2 separate regions of the Homo sapiens genome follow, and region 1 is linked to region 2. Evidence: chromatin loops called from intact Hi-C (ENCODE). Cell type or tissue: heart right ventricle. All regions are shown on one strand.

Region 1 (8,000 bases), 200 kb before region 2:
ACAACCCAGATTAAGATATAAAACACTTCCAGGACACCAAAAGTTTCTTCACACACCTTACTCAGTAACCCCTCACCAAACGGCGGTCTCTATTCTAATCTCTAACATCATAGATTAGTTTTATCTGCTTTTGAACTTCATAAAAATAGAATCGTGCAGTATGTACTCTTTGTGTCTGACTTATCTCTTGCAACACTGTCTGTGAGATTCATACATGTTTTATATTATTTTTCATAATGCACACATAGTTTTTTATTTACAAAGAAGAATATTATTTTTGCTATGGTCTGAATGTCTGCCAAAATGTGTTGAAACTTAAATTCCCACTGTGGTGGTATTAAGAGGTGGGGCCTTTTGGAAACTGATTAAGTCACGAGGGCTTCACTTAGGCTCCTTTTTGCCCTTTCGCCTTCTGCCAGGTGAGGATGCAGCAAAAGGCCCTCACCAGACATGAACGCCAGAGCCTTGATCTTGGACTTTCCAGCCTCCAGAAATGGGAGAAATAAATTTGTTCTTTATAAATTTTCTTTATTTTGTTACAGCAGCATGAACGGACTAAGGCACTTTTTTAGTGTACTTTGGGGCTGCATTCACCAACAAAGACAAAAGATTCATGCTGAATCAGCTGCCTTCAGTGATGCCCAGTGATGAATCCTTTCTGAGATAATCCTGGACATATCATCATTCATTTATATGAATGCTTTTTATTATCATTATACTCACTGCAAATTTACAGGTAGAAATATGATGTTTTAAAAAGGTAAGGATGGACAATGAAGAGAAACTAGAATGACACTAAATGTCAATTACATGCTAGTCAATTTAAATGATCTCACTTAACCTTTATAACTATGTGGAGAAAGAGACAATCACCCCAGTTTTGCCAAAGAGGCAACAAGTTTGAAGACTTTAAATAAGCAGCCCAAGGTCACACTATAAATAAGAGATTTATAATTCAAATTCAAGTCTGATGCCAAGAGCCTTACCATTACCCATTATGAATTACAGGAAATAATTTATCCTTTCTATACCTCAAAATATTTAAATCTATTTTTCAGAGCCTCAATAGTCCTTAAGCTTTCTTCATGTTGCTTTTCTTTAGCTGCCAAAAGGGACTTCAGCTTTTCTCTCTGAAATGAAACAGAATAAATACAGTAAAATCACCCTGTGCTTGGAATTGGATTAAAAATGTGTTTTAGAAAACGTGAATTGGAATTGCATTGAGGACTGGAGTTAATGAATTCTCCAACCTGGTGAACTTTAACTACTAATAGAGTTGATAATTTCTACAAATATACTAATGAAACATACAATATCTATAAACAAAATCATAAAAAATTCAAATCTCTGTTTTCAATCTTAATGTTTTCAGACATTTTCTTTATGTTTAGAATTTTATATTATTTTCAGGACAAGTTTCACAGAAAGTAAGACTTTCAGAGGCAATAACAACAAAATGCCTACAATAATCTATGCCACTACATTCAAAACATCCTTTTTTAGTCATCTATAGATTTTGAATTTCCCTTTAATAACCAGAAATAGAATCCTGGTCTCTATCTCAATTCAGGACTTAAACCTTTACTACTATATCATCTTCAATTCCTAAAACAATTTTAATGGTTTAAAATAAAATGTCACCCTACCTCGCTTTCCAGATCATCAGCAACCATAACTTCCTAAATTTAAAAAGAACACAAAATATTTTAATTCTTAAAAGCCTATTTTAAAAGGCATGAACTTGGCAAAGATATTTTAAAAAGATTGGCAAATGTCTTTAAGACTAGGGCCAAGGATATGAGAAGAAAATTATGTACAATTCTGTTGTATGAGTTGTCATTCATTCTTCTCACTATCCAAATTCAGAAGCACTTTTGATTCTCTTGAGAACCTATCAACCACCAAGTCCTACTTGTTCTTGGTCCTCATATCTTCTGTCTACTTTTTCCTCTCCAATCCCATGGCCCTAACTATAGTTCAGCCTTTTGCTTTTGCATATGTTCAATTTTAGGAAAATCTAACATAGATAGCAAGATATTAAAGTGATACGGAAAATTAGAATCACAAGGACACAGCTGTACCAATCACGCAGTTACTTCTTACTTTTGAAATGCAAATATCACATAAGATTTCACCTGTGGTAAGTCCTGTACATAATAAAATGTATATTTAAAGAGCAAACTGATGATACTAGATTTCATATATATTCTACTTTCCCTCTAAAAAATGATTTATGGATATTTCTTGTATTTCCAATTTTTTTATACAACAAGGAATATATTACAGGTCACTGTTTCTGTGATTTTGCTCATCACAGTGTTCTCTGGAATGCCCTCTGATTCCCTCTTACTTCCTTCAAAATTCAACAGAAGTACCATCTCCCACAGGAAGTGCCCCCCTCAGAAGCGGCAGCCCACAGTGATCTCTCCTCACTTCCCTGAACATTCTTTACACTGTCCTTACTTGTTAGCTTATGGTACTTTAAATGTAAAATTTCATGTAAAAATCCTGGTCCCCAGTAAGATTTAACTCCTCTGAAGTGCAATGAGCTAATTTTACCTTCTTTAGCACAATCATTAACAATTTGCTATTGATATAGTAAGACAGTTTATTTTTCTATTATGCAGATTTATTTACCTCATTCAGCTGTAACTGTAAACCATTGACTTTATCCAAAAGTATTCTTTGTTCTTGCTGAATTTTTCTCAACCTCTCTTTCAAATCTTCATTTTCAATCTCCAAATCCTTAAATAATAAAGACAACAAGGTGCCAGGCCAATCTTAAAAGAGCAAATTCTTAAAGGAGAAATTTTTAAAAGCAGTTCACTACCATACAGGTACATACATATGTAAAACACTAAGTACAAAAGATACAATAATTTCAATGATATGCCAATGATTTAAAATCTACAGATCATAAATAAAATAGAAAATTACTATCCTATAATAGCTAATAAATACAAGTATATACTACAAGAGGGCAAATCATCCTAATTCCAATAAAGAAAAAATAAAAAGCATCTAGACACAGAAAAGAGCAAAAGAATATGCCATTTTAACTTTTGCTTAAGACCTCCCAAATTTATGAGACTCTTCTAATCCTTTTGTTGAAATAATCATCATTTTCAGTGCTCTGGTAAAAGATAAAGGCTCGAATTTAAGGACATAGTTCATTTTCTTACACTACATAGTAAACTAAGAAAACCCAAATAAAATGCTTTTATTATACTGAAACAGCTATTCAATTTATCATTTAACGGTGTTTCAGTCATAAAATTAATTATGGGTCCTTCCTCTAAAATAATCCTCATAATATTCTTTGGAAACTTTGACCAATATAAAAGCCAAAAAGTACTGTGTGGTTAGTTTAACAAAATTATTTTTCTCAATCAAAATAGAAAATACTTTAAGAAAAAAATCAGATTTAATTTACATTAATGATCATTTTTAATACTATAATTTTCTAAAATAAACACAAATGTATGGTTTACATCACAAAACAAACACATTTAAATCAAACAGTTATATAAAGTTGCTTTTTCTAATATATATTAAAACAATACTTTCTACACCATACTTCTAGCGTTACATAATTAAATTTTATAATACTGGACTCAAACATTGATAACAAAAGTCAATTCTTAAAGAAGAGATTAGGCAGCCGGGTGTGGTGGCTCACGCTTGTAATCCCAACACTTTGGGAGGCTGAGGCGGGTGGATCACCTGAGGTCAGGAGTTCAAGACCAGCCTGGCCAACATGGTGAAACCCCGTCTCAACTAAAAATACAAAAATTAGCCAGGCATGGTGGCACATGCCTGTAATCCCAGCTACTAGAAGGGCTGAGGCAGGAGGATCACTTGAACCTGGGAGGCAGAGGTTGCAGTGAGCCGAGATCATGCCACTGCACTCCAGCCTGGGCAACAGAGCCAGACCCCATCTCTAAATAAATAAATAAATAAATAAATAAATAAATAAATAGAAGAGATTAGGCAAAAAAAAAGAGAATCACAAACAATTTTAACGAGCTTCCCTTTCTTTGCCCCACTCATTTCACCCATTCTCTTGCTTCCTCTCTTCTCTCTCAATCCCACTACAAATACTGGAATTGTTTTTAAAGGAAGACACCATTATTTTTTTCTTTTTACCTGAATATTTTGATGCTCCCTCTGATGTGACTTCACATTTACTTCATCTTGCATGTGTGTCAAATTTCGCTTTGGTAAAACATAAGAAAACACGGGTCAGCAAGTGTAAGAATACAGAAAAGTATATTTTCCTCAATTGGCAATACACCCAGTTAGTGATTTTCAGTTTATCCAACATTAGCTGCACATAACACAAGGTGGCAGTGTTTCTATTTAAAACTCCAAAATGGAAAGGACCTTTAAGACTATGTTTTAAATAAATCAAGTATAACTTATTTAAAAATACTAAATAATAACAAATTTTAAAATATTATTAAGGATTTATTTTAACTAAAGTCACAAAATTTTAAAAAGAATTTGTAATAAATGCATAACAAAAGTTGGGCTATAAAGCACTGCATTGCCAACTACTAAAAGAACTCAACTTAAAAAAAAAAAAAAAGGAAGAGGAAGGGGAAGTCACATTAATTTGTAAAGACAATACAGAAATTATTTACTTCTCTGAGCACCACCAAAATAAAATATCAAGAGGTATGGTAAGGAAGAGACAGACAGTCCCTCTGACCTGAGCAATATAAAAAGGTCTTTAAATAACTTGGTTGGGTGTATGTTCTGTTTTTGTAACTTACTGCTTTGAAACTTTATTCCAGCTTAGAGATTTGCTTTAACAAAAACAACATAATTATTAAACAAGAGAATAACCCCCCTTTCAAAAAAACCAAAATGATCTTTAAATCTCCACAATAACTAATGTAGAAAGCTATTTATTTCTTCCTAATTAGGTTAAAAAAAAAACTACTGCTTTAATTCTTCGAGATGATTTTCTCATGTTTTGTATTATTTGTTTACCTTTGCTTGATCAAGTTTTTAAACTATCATTCAAATGAGTTTGGATCTAGAACTAGAGGAACAACTCCCATTTAAAAGATATTCTATATCCACAATTTGGCCCTAACTATGTTTACAGCCTCATTCCTTCTACCAAAGGACTGTTCTTCAAGTGGAATCTGACATCTTCTCACAGCTCACCTGATCATACCACTTTCATTTCCAGCCTTCACTTCAGCATCCTCACCCACTGCCTCCACTATATCCTAACTCAGACATACTAAATCAACCGCATCCTTTAATTAAGATCCATCTTCCTGACAAGCCTTGTTATTAGCACACTAAAAGAACCTCTCTTGCACCTCTGGCTCCACTTAGCAGCGATCTGATCACGTGCACCACTGATTGGGGTGCACACGTCCTGCCTTCCGCCATCTGGTAGTCACTGGTGGGTACATATCAATAGTCCTTATCATACAAGGTCCTTCTTAATCTAGCCCTTTGTTACTTTAGCAGCTTCTTCTGCTCCCTCCACGATGGGCACATCGCTCCTGTCACACTTGTCTGCTGCTGCCCCATGAACATGTCTAACCTGCTCCCTCATCAGGGGCTGGGCACCTGCCCTTCCCTCAGCCTGTGAGGCTTCTCCCACAGACTTCCACCCACTCCCTCTTCATCCCTTAATTCTGTTTTGTTTTTCTTCACAGCATCTGCTATGATACTAAATATTCCTTTGCTTATTGTTCATCTCTCACTAAGCTAGGAGTTCCATAAGGGCAGAGACTTCGTACACTACAATATTCCCAGCACTTAGAACAGTAGTTGGCATGTTGTAGATGTTCAGCAGATATCTGTGAACAAACAACTGAGTGAGTCTTACATTTGCAACTATACTGTAGGCTTCTTGAAAACAGAGATTACATGTGCCTTAGTATTAAAAAAAAAAAGTCCTATTTACAGCGTATATTTAGTAAGTGTATTCAATAAATGACGGAAACACAGTAATTAGGAGCAGTGTGTCTTTCTGTTCCTAGTAGAATATTAACTCCTTGTATTCACTTCAATATTTCCTAGAGCACTGAGCAGAGAACAATTCCCATATTAATATTCAATAATTCTTTTTATTTTAAATATCTATATATTTCAGAAATCATTTTTCTCTGATTCTGTGTGAGATGGCTAGTACAGTCATAGCAGTGTACATTTTTTTTCACTCTACTCACACTTAGGTTATATGAGGCACAGGGAAGAAGGCTGGAACAGTTGCTCCAGATGGAAAAGTGTCAACAGACATGACCCATATATGAACATATTAATTCAGATGGATTGAAAAGGAAAACAAGCTTTAATATAACTTTCATGATAAGTGCAGCAAACCACCACGGCACATGTATACCTATGTACAAACTGGCACATTCAGCACATGTATCTCAGAACTTAAAGCAAAATTTTTAAAAAATGTAGCTTTCAGATTCAGGTGAGAGGTACAAAAATGACACAGGATGATGATCAGAATTGCTCAAGGTACCTGATTACTTTCTCTTCAGGGTTTGCAAATGCTTAGGTTCCTCTCACTAGAGAAAAGCTGAAAGCCTGGAAGGGAACAGTCAGCAGGAGAGGAAAGCTGCCTACACTAGCTTTTGAGCCACGGTACTGTAAACCAACCCTGCTTACTTTAACACAAATAGATTAGCAGAAAACATAAGACATTTCACAACCAGGATATCAAAACAGGGTTAAATAGTAATTTAATAATAAATGTAGTGCAAAGCATGAATTATTTCAAGTGTTGTTATTCCGTAAAGTCCTCAATTAAATACACACAGAAAAAAAGACTGAAGAAGAAATAAAAACACTAACAGTGGCATTGAAATCACAATATATAATCAGTTTAGAACTCTGTTTTCTTCATTTCTTAATTACACTGGAAGAATTTTCCCATAACAGTCAATATTTTGTCCTGTTATTAAGGGAGACTGGGGGAAACTGTCTATGATCTGCCAAGCTAAAGTTCATCATTTAGCAAGTTACAATGTCTCCTACTTGAAAAAACTGAATGCTCACGGCCCTAATCAGGAGGCTATCTCTTTCCCACTGGATACCTTCATTGAAACTGAGATCTAATGTGTCTCAAGCTAAGTGATAGTATCTTGATAGGACCTCATGATCTAAGTATCCAGAATCTACACGGGCTTGATTAACTGAGAAGAGAGATAGAACGCATTTAAACTCAGAATAGTTATGCTAACTATTAACTAGTTTTACTAAGCACTTTAAACTATACAATACATATAATTATTTAAAATTAAAATTAATATCTACCTGTTGCAAAGATGGCCCTTTCTTCCAAAGTTCTCTCCCTAAGATTTAGAGAAAAAGAGAAACAACAAAATGGCAGGTTAACTTGGGGTAGGTACGCATTCCCTAACTATACAATTGAGTCAATATTAAATAAATAAACTTTAGAGTTTCCTCTAAAGCTTACAACTTTTTAGTTTTATTTCTAAAACGTATGCTTGAAACAATAATGACATCTCACTTTTGCCTATCAAATTAGCAAAATTTTTATAACAATATTCAAGTAGGTAAGATTAAAGACTAAGGATTGGAGGCAGGTAAAAAATGGGAAATTTATTTAGGCTGGGTATGGTGGCTCACACCTGTAATCCCAGCACTTTGGGAGGCTGGGGCAGGAGGATCACTTGAGGCTAGGAGTTCAAGACCAGCCTGGGCAACATAGCAAGACCCCATCTCTACAAAAAAAATATAAAAAATTAGCTGGCCATGGTGGTACATGCCTGTAGTCCCAGCTACTCATGAGGCTGAGGCAGGAAGATAACTTGAGCCCAGGAGTTTGAGATTGCAGTGAGCTATGATGGCACCACTATACTCTAGCCTGGGCAACAAAGGGAGACCCCATATCTAAAAAAAAAGAGGGGAAGAAAATTTAAAAAGCTCCTAAATTCGAAGGCAATTTGCCAACATAGACCAAAGGCTTAAAGAAATGTGCATGCCCTGAAACTCAG
Region 2 (8,000 bases):
ATGTGAACAAGGGTCTGTGGTTTTCCTAGGCAGAGGACCCTGCGGCCTTCCGCAGTGTTTGTGTCCCTGGGTACTTGAGATTAGGGAGTGGTGATGACTCTTAACGAGTATGCTGCCTTCAAGCATCTGTTTAACAAAGCACATCTTGCACCGCCCTTAATCCATTTAACCCTGAGTGGACACAGCACATGTTTCAGAGAGCACGGGGTTGGGGGTAAGGTTATAGATTAACAGCATCCCAAGGCAGAAGAATTTTTCCTAGTACAGAACAAAATGGAGTCTCCCATGTCTACTTCTTTCTACACAGACACAGCAACAATCTGATCTCTCTTTCCTTTCCCCACATTTCCCCCCTCTCTACTCGACAAAACCCCCATCGTCATCATGGCCCGCTCTCAATGAGCTGTTGGGCACACCTCCCAGACCAGGTGGCGGCCGGGCAGAGGGGCTCCTCACTTCCCAGACGGGGCGACCGGGCAGAGGCGCCCCCCACCTCCCGAACGGCGCGGCTGGCCGGGCGGGGGCTGCCCCCCACCTCCTGGACGGGGTGGCTGCCGGGCAGAGACGCTCCTCACTTCCCAGACGGGGCGGCTGCTGGGCGGAGGGGCTCCTCACTTCTCAGACGGGGCGGCCAGGAAGAGACGCTCCTCACCTCCCAGACGGGGTGGTGGTGGGGCAGACACACTCCTCAGATCCCAGACGGGGCCGCGGCCGGGCAGAGGCTCTCCTCACATCCCAGACGGGGCGGGGGGGTAGAGGCGCTCCCCACATCTCAGACGATGGGCGGCCGGGCAGAGACGCTCCTCACTTCCTAGACGGGATGGTGGCCGGGAAGAGGCGCTCCTTACTTCCCAGACTGGGCGGCCGGGCAGAGGGGCTCCTCACATCCCAGACGATGGGCGGCCAGGCAGAGACGCTCCTCACTTCCCAGACGGGATGGCGGCCGGGCAGAGGCTGCAATCTCGGCACTTTGGGAGGCCAAGGCAGGCGGCTGGGAGGTGGAGGTTGAAGCAAGCCGAGATCACGCCACTGCACTCCAGCCTGGGCAACATTGAGCACTGAGTGAGCAAGACTCCGTCTGCAATCCTGGCACCTCGGGAGGCCGAAGCTGGCAGATCACTCACGGTCAGGAGCTGGAGACCAGCCCGGCCAACACGGCGAAACCCCGTCTCCACCAAAAAATACAAAAACCAATCAGGCGTGGCAGCACGCGCCTGCAATCCCAGGCACTGGGCAGGCTGAGGCAGGAGAATCAGGCAGGGAGGTTGCAGTGAACCGAGATTGCGGCAGCACAGTCTAGCCTCGGCTCGGCATCAGAGGGAGACCGCGGAAAGTGGGAGACGGAGACGTAGGGGAGAGGGAGAGGAGGAGGGGGAGGGCGAGGGGGAGGGAGAGGTACTTAGTTTTATCCCTGGTTTGTTGAATGACTGAAAAAACATTCATATTGGTGCTAAGAGATGAGCCTAGGGAATAAGTGCTTGGGAAGTAACTTTCCAAAGGGTCCGGTTCTGGGACTGGGTTTAGAAGCTTGAGATGATGTCAAAGATAAAGTTGTGATACGCTTTAGGGTTTCCAAAAAGTGTGTGTTCTAAAAAGATGAGAAAATTGTCAAGAAGGAGAAATTGCTGGCATTTTTAAAAAAGAGAAAATTGAGACCAGACAAGTTCCATAGGCAGCATCTCAGAAAGCTCTCATATCCACTGAGGAGAGTGATTTGCATGTACAGCCATGGAGACCCTAGAGAGAAAGAGGACGTTTTCTCCAAGAGATTCCAAGACTTGTGAGAGAAATGGCTCTGGCTCAAAATATCTTATAAACTTGACATAACTTTTTTTTTTTTTTTTTTTTTTAGATGGAGTCTCACTCTGTCGCCTAGGCTGGAGTGCCGTGGTGCGATCTCGCTCACTGCAACCTCCACCTCCCAGGTTCAAGCAATTCTCTGCCTCAGCATCCCGAGTAGCTGGGATTATAGGTGCCCGCCACCATGCCCAGCTCATTTTTGTATTTTTAGTAGAGGCGGGGTTTCACCATCTTGGCCAGGCTGGTCTTGAATTCCTGACCTCAAGTGATCCACCCGCCTTGGCCTCCCAAAGTGTTGGGATTACAGGAGTGAGCCACCTCGCCCAGCCAACTTGACATAACTTTTAAAGATGGATTGCCAAGCTGAGGTAAGTCTACACTTTCAGTTGACATAATTTTGTATAACAATTATACTCTGCTATCCCCTCACTGAACTAAAACATCATATACGGTCAAAATACTAACTAAAGCTATTATACAAGAATGAAAAACTGAGGGTCATGGTGAGGAGGGAACAGGAAAATAGTGATTGCCTTTTCCTTAGGGAGTCTTTACCACTAGTGTATCAGGTAGTGCTTGCTGCATGACAAACAACCCCACAATTTAATGGCCTAAAATACAACCATTGATTCATCTTACAGTTGCATGGGCTGACTGGGCAGCTCTTCTCTCTGGGCATGCTTGGCGGATTTGCTGGACTTCCTCATGCTTCTCTGGTCAGCTGGCATGTTGGAGGCAGCCAGATGATCTAGAATGACTTCCTTCATGTGTCTGACAGTTGGAGGGCTCTTTGCAAGGGACCAGCTGCTTCTCCACATGGAGTCTCCTCCATAGGGGGCTAGCTTGAACTCAGTCACATGGTAGTCCTAGAGTTCCAAACACAGCAAGAGGACAAGCCCAGGGCTCAAGCACTTTTAAAGCCTCAGTTTATATTACCTTTACTAATGTCCTATTGGTGAAAGTAAGTCACATGACCAAACCAAAGTCAAGAAGTGGAGAAATAGATTTTACCTCTTGATGGGAGTGGAAGAATTTTTGGCTATTTTTACAATCTACTGCAACTAGGTGGTAGGCTTAGTAAAGAATAAACCAATAGGTACATGGAACTGTAGAAAGGGATTGAGATGTCAAGGATACAGTCCTTGACTGTAGAAACTCTACATTTCCTGGGTGTTGTTAGTAAACCAGTGTGTGAATGTCATTTAGTCCAGCTAGGGAACCTTCTGTTTGGGGATTTCCCTGGGTTATGTTATCTCAGAGCCCAACATAACTTTTGAGACTCTGATCGGAACTGCAAACGCCATCTTGGAACAATCCTGGAAGTGTTCTAGATGTCTGGGATCCTTCTGTTCTGACACTAACGAGGGAGGGATGAGCTCCCTGGAATATCTGCAAACCCATCCCTGCTGGTTTAGGTGAGAAAGAGGATCTACCTTTTCTTCTCAAAGACAGGGATTAAGAGCCAGGAGGTACAAAGGGCAGGTGGGTGGGCAGCAATGATAGAATAGGCTAGTTATTTGAACTGGGATCAAGAAAAGGAAGGATGTAAATAGTAAGCCTGCTCCAAGTGGGAAGCAATCAAATTGATAATTTGATAATAAGCTGGAGACTATGACCTGGAGACAAGTTGGGGAACATTTAAAGAGCAGGTGGAAGAAGGTTGACAGTCTTTTGAAGCGGTTTGCATTTTTTGGTTTTTAGATGACAAGCTACAGAAAATTCAATCTCAGCTCTGCCACTAATCAGTTATGTGAGTATGGACAAATTGCCTCAGTTAATTTCCTCATTGACAAAATGAGGCATTTTAACTGGAAGATTTTTCCAGCTATAACACCTTCAGGGAATCTAGAAAAAGAAGAAAAGGACTGACATATATGTGAAAGGAATAAGTCTACATGAGGAGGAATCCCCTTCAGAAAGCATTGGAACAAGTACTGAGGAAGATTTTCAATCTCTAAAGCTTTAAAAACATGATAGATCCCTATCATTCTTCAACAAATATTAACTGAACTACATGCCAGGCATTGTAGACAGAGCAGTCAGCGAACAACAGCAGCATGCCCCTGTGGGGCTTACAGGATTGTTTGAGTTTGATCAAATGGTTCTAGATGATTTCACTAAGTAAGAGTTGCAAGCACATCCAGCTTCATTATTCAGTCATTTCTGATGAAGAGTGGGATCAATTTTGCCAGAAATGGAGACATTGGATTGCTAAGACAATTTGCAGGCTGGGATTATACCAGATAACTTCTCTGATCTTCAGTTTCTTCATCTACAAAATAAAAGTGTGAACCAGACCATCCCTAAAGTTCCATTCAGCTCCAAAATTCCAATTCGGCTGCCCAGCAGTTCTTTGGTGCTTTAGCTCAGCAACTCCATCTAGTGTCTCTGTGAAATGAACTTAGAAAACATCCAGTGTACTAACTATTGACTAAAATGAGAGGCCACAAAAGAGACTGGACATAACTAAAGGCAGGGCTCGGAATCAAGATATATGGGTAAGGGGTTGATGGGTTATAAGTCATATTTAACATGATGTTTACAATGTGTCAGGTGCTGTTCTAAGTGGTTAGCATACATTTAATTCTCACAACAAACCTATGATCGAGGAACTAAAAACAGCCGTACTTTACAGATGAGGGAACGGCCCAAAAAGGCAAAGTAACCTGCCTAGTAATTGGCATAACTAGAATGGAAGCCTAGGTAGTGTGTTACAAAGTCCATCCTCTTAGGCAATATCCTTTCCTGCCTCTAGCTAAGAGTTATGGAACACTTACCATGTGCCCAGCAGTGTTCTAGGTTTTTCATATTGTAATCTTCTCAACAGAAATATGTTGTAGGTACTAAAATCACAATTTTGCATGGGAGTAGACTCAGGCCCAGAGAGATAATGTAATTTATCTAAGTACACTATAGCCGATAAGCGTCTTGGAGCCTAGATTGGAACTTCGGTATTCAGCCAGGGTGAAAGAAGCATCCAGGCTGTTGCCATGTCCCAATAATTTTTTCTCCCACTTTCCTAAATGTCACTGATCATGATTCTTGGTACATAAAGGGAAGATGCAAGGAGCAAGTGCTAGACAGTTTCTTTCTTTTTTCTTTTTTTTTAGTGGATTATCTGCAGAGCCAACTCTTGAATATTCAGAAGTTAATTCAATTAATGGATAAGACAGGCTTAAGTGCATGTTCTTGGTCTCTCCAGCTTCTCATTTTCGATCACTTTTGCCAGGTAAATAATGAAGACTTTAAGTGCCACAGGAAGTCTAAAAACTCTCCTTTAGGGATCCTACATCATGGTTTCAACGATCACTTTCATGTAAATGCCTCTGAAAGCTACATCTCTACACCTCACTACTCGAATTGCCTGAGAAACACATCTGCTTTCCTGTTTCATTATCTTCTGAAACTCAACATTCAGTATTCATTTAGCAAATGCTTGTAAAACCTTACCATGTAGGAAGAACATTTGGAAACCCCTTAGACCCTTAGAACAGTGCTTGGCACAGTGAACTACTGTCTTTACCTTCAGGCTGTGTAGAGTCTAGTGGGGGAGATTAGTAAACAGTCACAACACAAGGTGATAAATGCCATGATGGGCTATGCATGACATGCTTTGGTAGTATGCAGTGACATTTCATCCAGTCTTCAGAGAGGGTGAGGGTAGGGTCAGGGTAGGTTTCTCAGGCAACTCATTTCTAAAATTGAAATCAGCACCTTTCTCCCGAGATTGGCTCCTTCTTATAGTACTAATAGTACTGCCAGTTCTTGTTACCCACACTTGAAAACTCAGTCATTGTTTACTCTTTCCTTGTTCACAAATCCGTAAAGTAACCACCATGTCCAGTCAATTCTTCCTTTTCTATCTTCTCCATTTTTTGCCTTTCCTCACTCTAGGTCAATATTTTACCTTCTCAAGCCAGGACTATTGCAAAGGCATGCCATCTCTAACAAATTTAATCCATTCCAATTCTTCTTGTGCTATGCTCCAGATTCATTTGCCTAACATACTTTCCTGACCCCAAATCTGAAAAGTTCATTCAGTGCCCAAAGGTTAAAGGCCATTCCGCTTGTTCTGGCAACATTCTGCTTGTCTATCTGAATCTTTCAGAACTCCTTTGTAAATCTTCAGTCTAATGATGCCACTCTCCTTCTCACTCATCCTTTGCTTTTTATGCATCCGTGTCTCTACTGACTTTTTCTGGGCCTTCAGTCCTTCCTGTTGGTTTTTAAAGCATATTTATATCCTCTCTCTCCTTAAAGGACCATTACAATTCCACCTATTTTGTGAAGCCTACCTTAAGAAACTACAGAATTTATTGCTTGAACTATCATTTGGCAAAATAATAGTGTATTGCTTTTTCTTTAACATGCTTTATAAAGGTATAATTTACATACAACTATTAATACAATGTATGTATTAATGTAACCCTCATCACATTGGGGTATAAAACATTCCATCTCCCCTAAACATTTCCTTGCGTACTTTTGCAGGGAATGTTCCTCTGCCCTAGTCCCAAGCAACCACTGATGGATTCCTTTCTGTCACTATAGATTTTTTTCTTTTCTAGAATTTTATACAAATAGAAATATAGAATGTGTACTTTTATTTGTGCCTGGATTTTTTTCACTCAGCATAATACTTTCAAAATTAATCCAGGTTGTTTTGTATATGTTTGTTTTATTTCTAAGATAATTTCATTATTTGGATATACTTCAATTTCCTTATCCACTCACCTGTTGATGGACATTTGAGTTTTCAGATTTTGGCTCTTATGAGCATTTGTGTAAAAGTCTTTGTGTGGACATGTGTTTTCTCTTGGTAAAGTACCCAGGAGTGAAATTGTTTGGTTGAATGATATGGGTATGTTACCTTCATGAAAGTTTACCACATTGTTTTCCAAAGTGCTTGTAGTATTTTGTATTACTACCAGCAATGTAGGAGAGTTCCAGTTGCTATTGCTCTCCAACAGTTTGTTATTTTAAATTCTTTGTGGCTGGGCGCGGTGGCTCACGCCTGTAATCCCAGCACTTTGGGAGGCTGAGGCAGGTGGATCACGAGGTCAGGAGATTGAGACCATCCTGGCTAACATGGTGAAACCCCGTCTCTACTAAAAATATGAAAACAAAATTAGCCGGGTGTGGTGGCGGGCGCCTGTAGTCCCAGCTACTCAGGAGGCTGAGGTGGGAGAATGGCGTGAACCCGGGAGGCAGAGTTTGCAGGGAGCCGAGCTTGCAACAAGCCAGGATCACGCCACTGCACTCCAGCCTGGGCGACAGAGTGAGACTCTGTCTCAAAATAAATAAATACATAAATAAATAAATTCTTTGCATTTTCCATATTGTAAATGAAACCAGTTTTTTTTAATCTCAGTTTCCAATTGTTCATTGTTAGCATATAGAAATGAAGTTGATTTTTGCATATTTGGTTTGCTAAACTGATTTATTGGTTCTAGTAGCTTTTTAATAGATTTCTTAGGAGGTTCTACGTACATAATCATATCATCTCTAAAAAAAGGACAACCTTATTTCCTCCTTTTAAACATCTGTGCATTTTGTTTTGCCATTTCTTCCTTTTTGCCTTCTTTCCTTTTTTTCCCCTTGCCTTTATTGCACCAACTAGGATCTTCAGTATGATGTTGAATAAAAGTATTGAAGAATGGACATCCTCACATTTTTCCTGATCTAGGGATAAAGCCTGTAAGGGAACATTAACTATGGATTTAGTGGCATACATTCATGGCTGCTATTAGGTGAAGAAAGTAAATTCCTTTCTATTCTTAGTTTATTGGTAGGTTTTTATCATAAATAGATGTTGACTTTTGTCAAATGTTTTTTAAATCTAGTAAGATGAAGGTGACATGATTTTTCTCTTTCGTTCTCTTAATATGGTGAATTACATTGATTGGTTGTTGAATGTGAAACCAGCCTCGTGTGGCTGAGCTAAACTGTACTTAGATGTGATGTATTATTTGTATAATGTATTGCAGGATATGTTTGCTAATAGTTTGTTAAGATACACACATAACTTTACAAGGGATGTTGGTTTATAATTTCTTTTCTTGCAATGTCTTTGCCTAGTTTTGGTAATAGGTTAATGCTGAACTCATGAGATGGGAAGTGTTCTCTAGTCCTTTTCTCTTGGAAGAGCTTGTATAAGATTGGTATTCTTTCTTATGTTGTTTGACAGAATTTGAAAGTAA

The links. Hi-C counts contacts between places; a loop is a spot of excess contacts. Peaks named below come from ENCODE experiments on the same cell type or tissue, not always from the same donor. Only the 100,000 strongest peaks of a DNase experiment are listed, where the experiment ranks them.
Region 1: it touches region 2 in a loop (5-fold over the local background); 33 of 110 quality-filtered maps call a loop at or near these places.

The regions. Positions count from the first base shown.
Region 1 is chr15:70,675,462-70,683,461 of GRCh38, forward strand. It overlaps UACA (uveal autoantigen with coiled-coil domains and ankyrin repeats), which reads right to left. Exons shown (of 19, transcript NM_018003.4): 9 at 7,297-7,334; 10 at 4,147-4,215; 11 at 2,638-2,745; 12 at 1,647-1,679; 13 at 1,032-1,130. Among named protein-coding and RNA genes, the nearest start is that of SALRNA2, 44 kb to the left of the region's middle. In heart right ventricle, a CTCF peak has its summit at 4,349 (motif pointing right); no DNase peak of the experiment used is centred here; H3K27ac peaks cover 2,124 bases.
Region 2 is chr15:70,871,056-70,879,055 of GRCh38, forward strand. It overlaps a transcript of LRRC49 not described here. Among named protein-coding and RNA genes, the nearest start is that of THAP10, 17 kb to the right of the region's middle. RefSeq lists enhancers at 1-194, 195-752, 5,025-5,084, 5,095-5,294 and a silencer at 6,842-7,018. In heart right ventricle, a CTCF peak has its summit at 4,189; no DNase peak of the experiment used is centred here.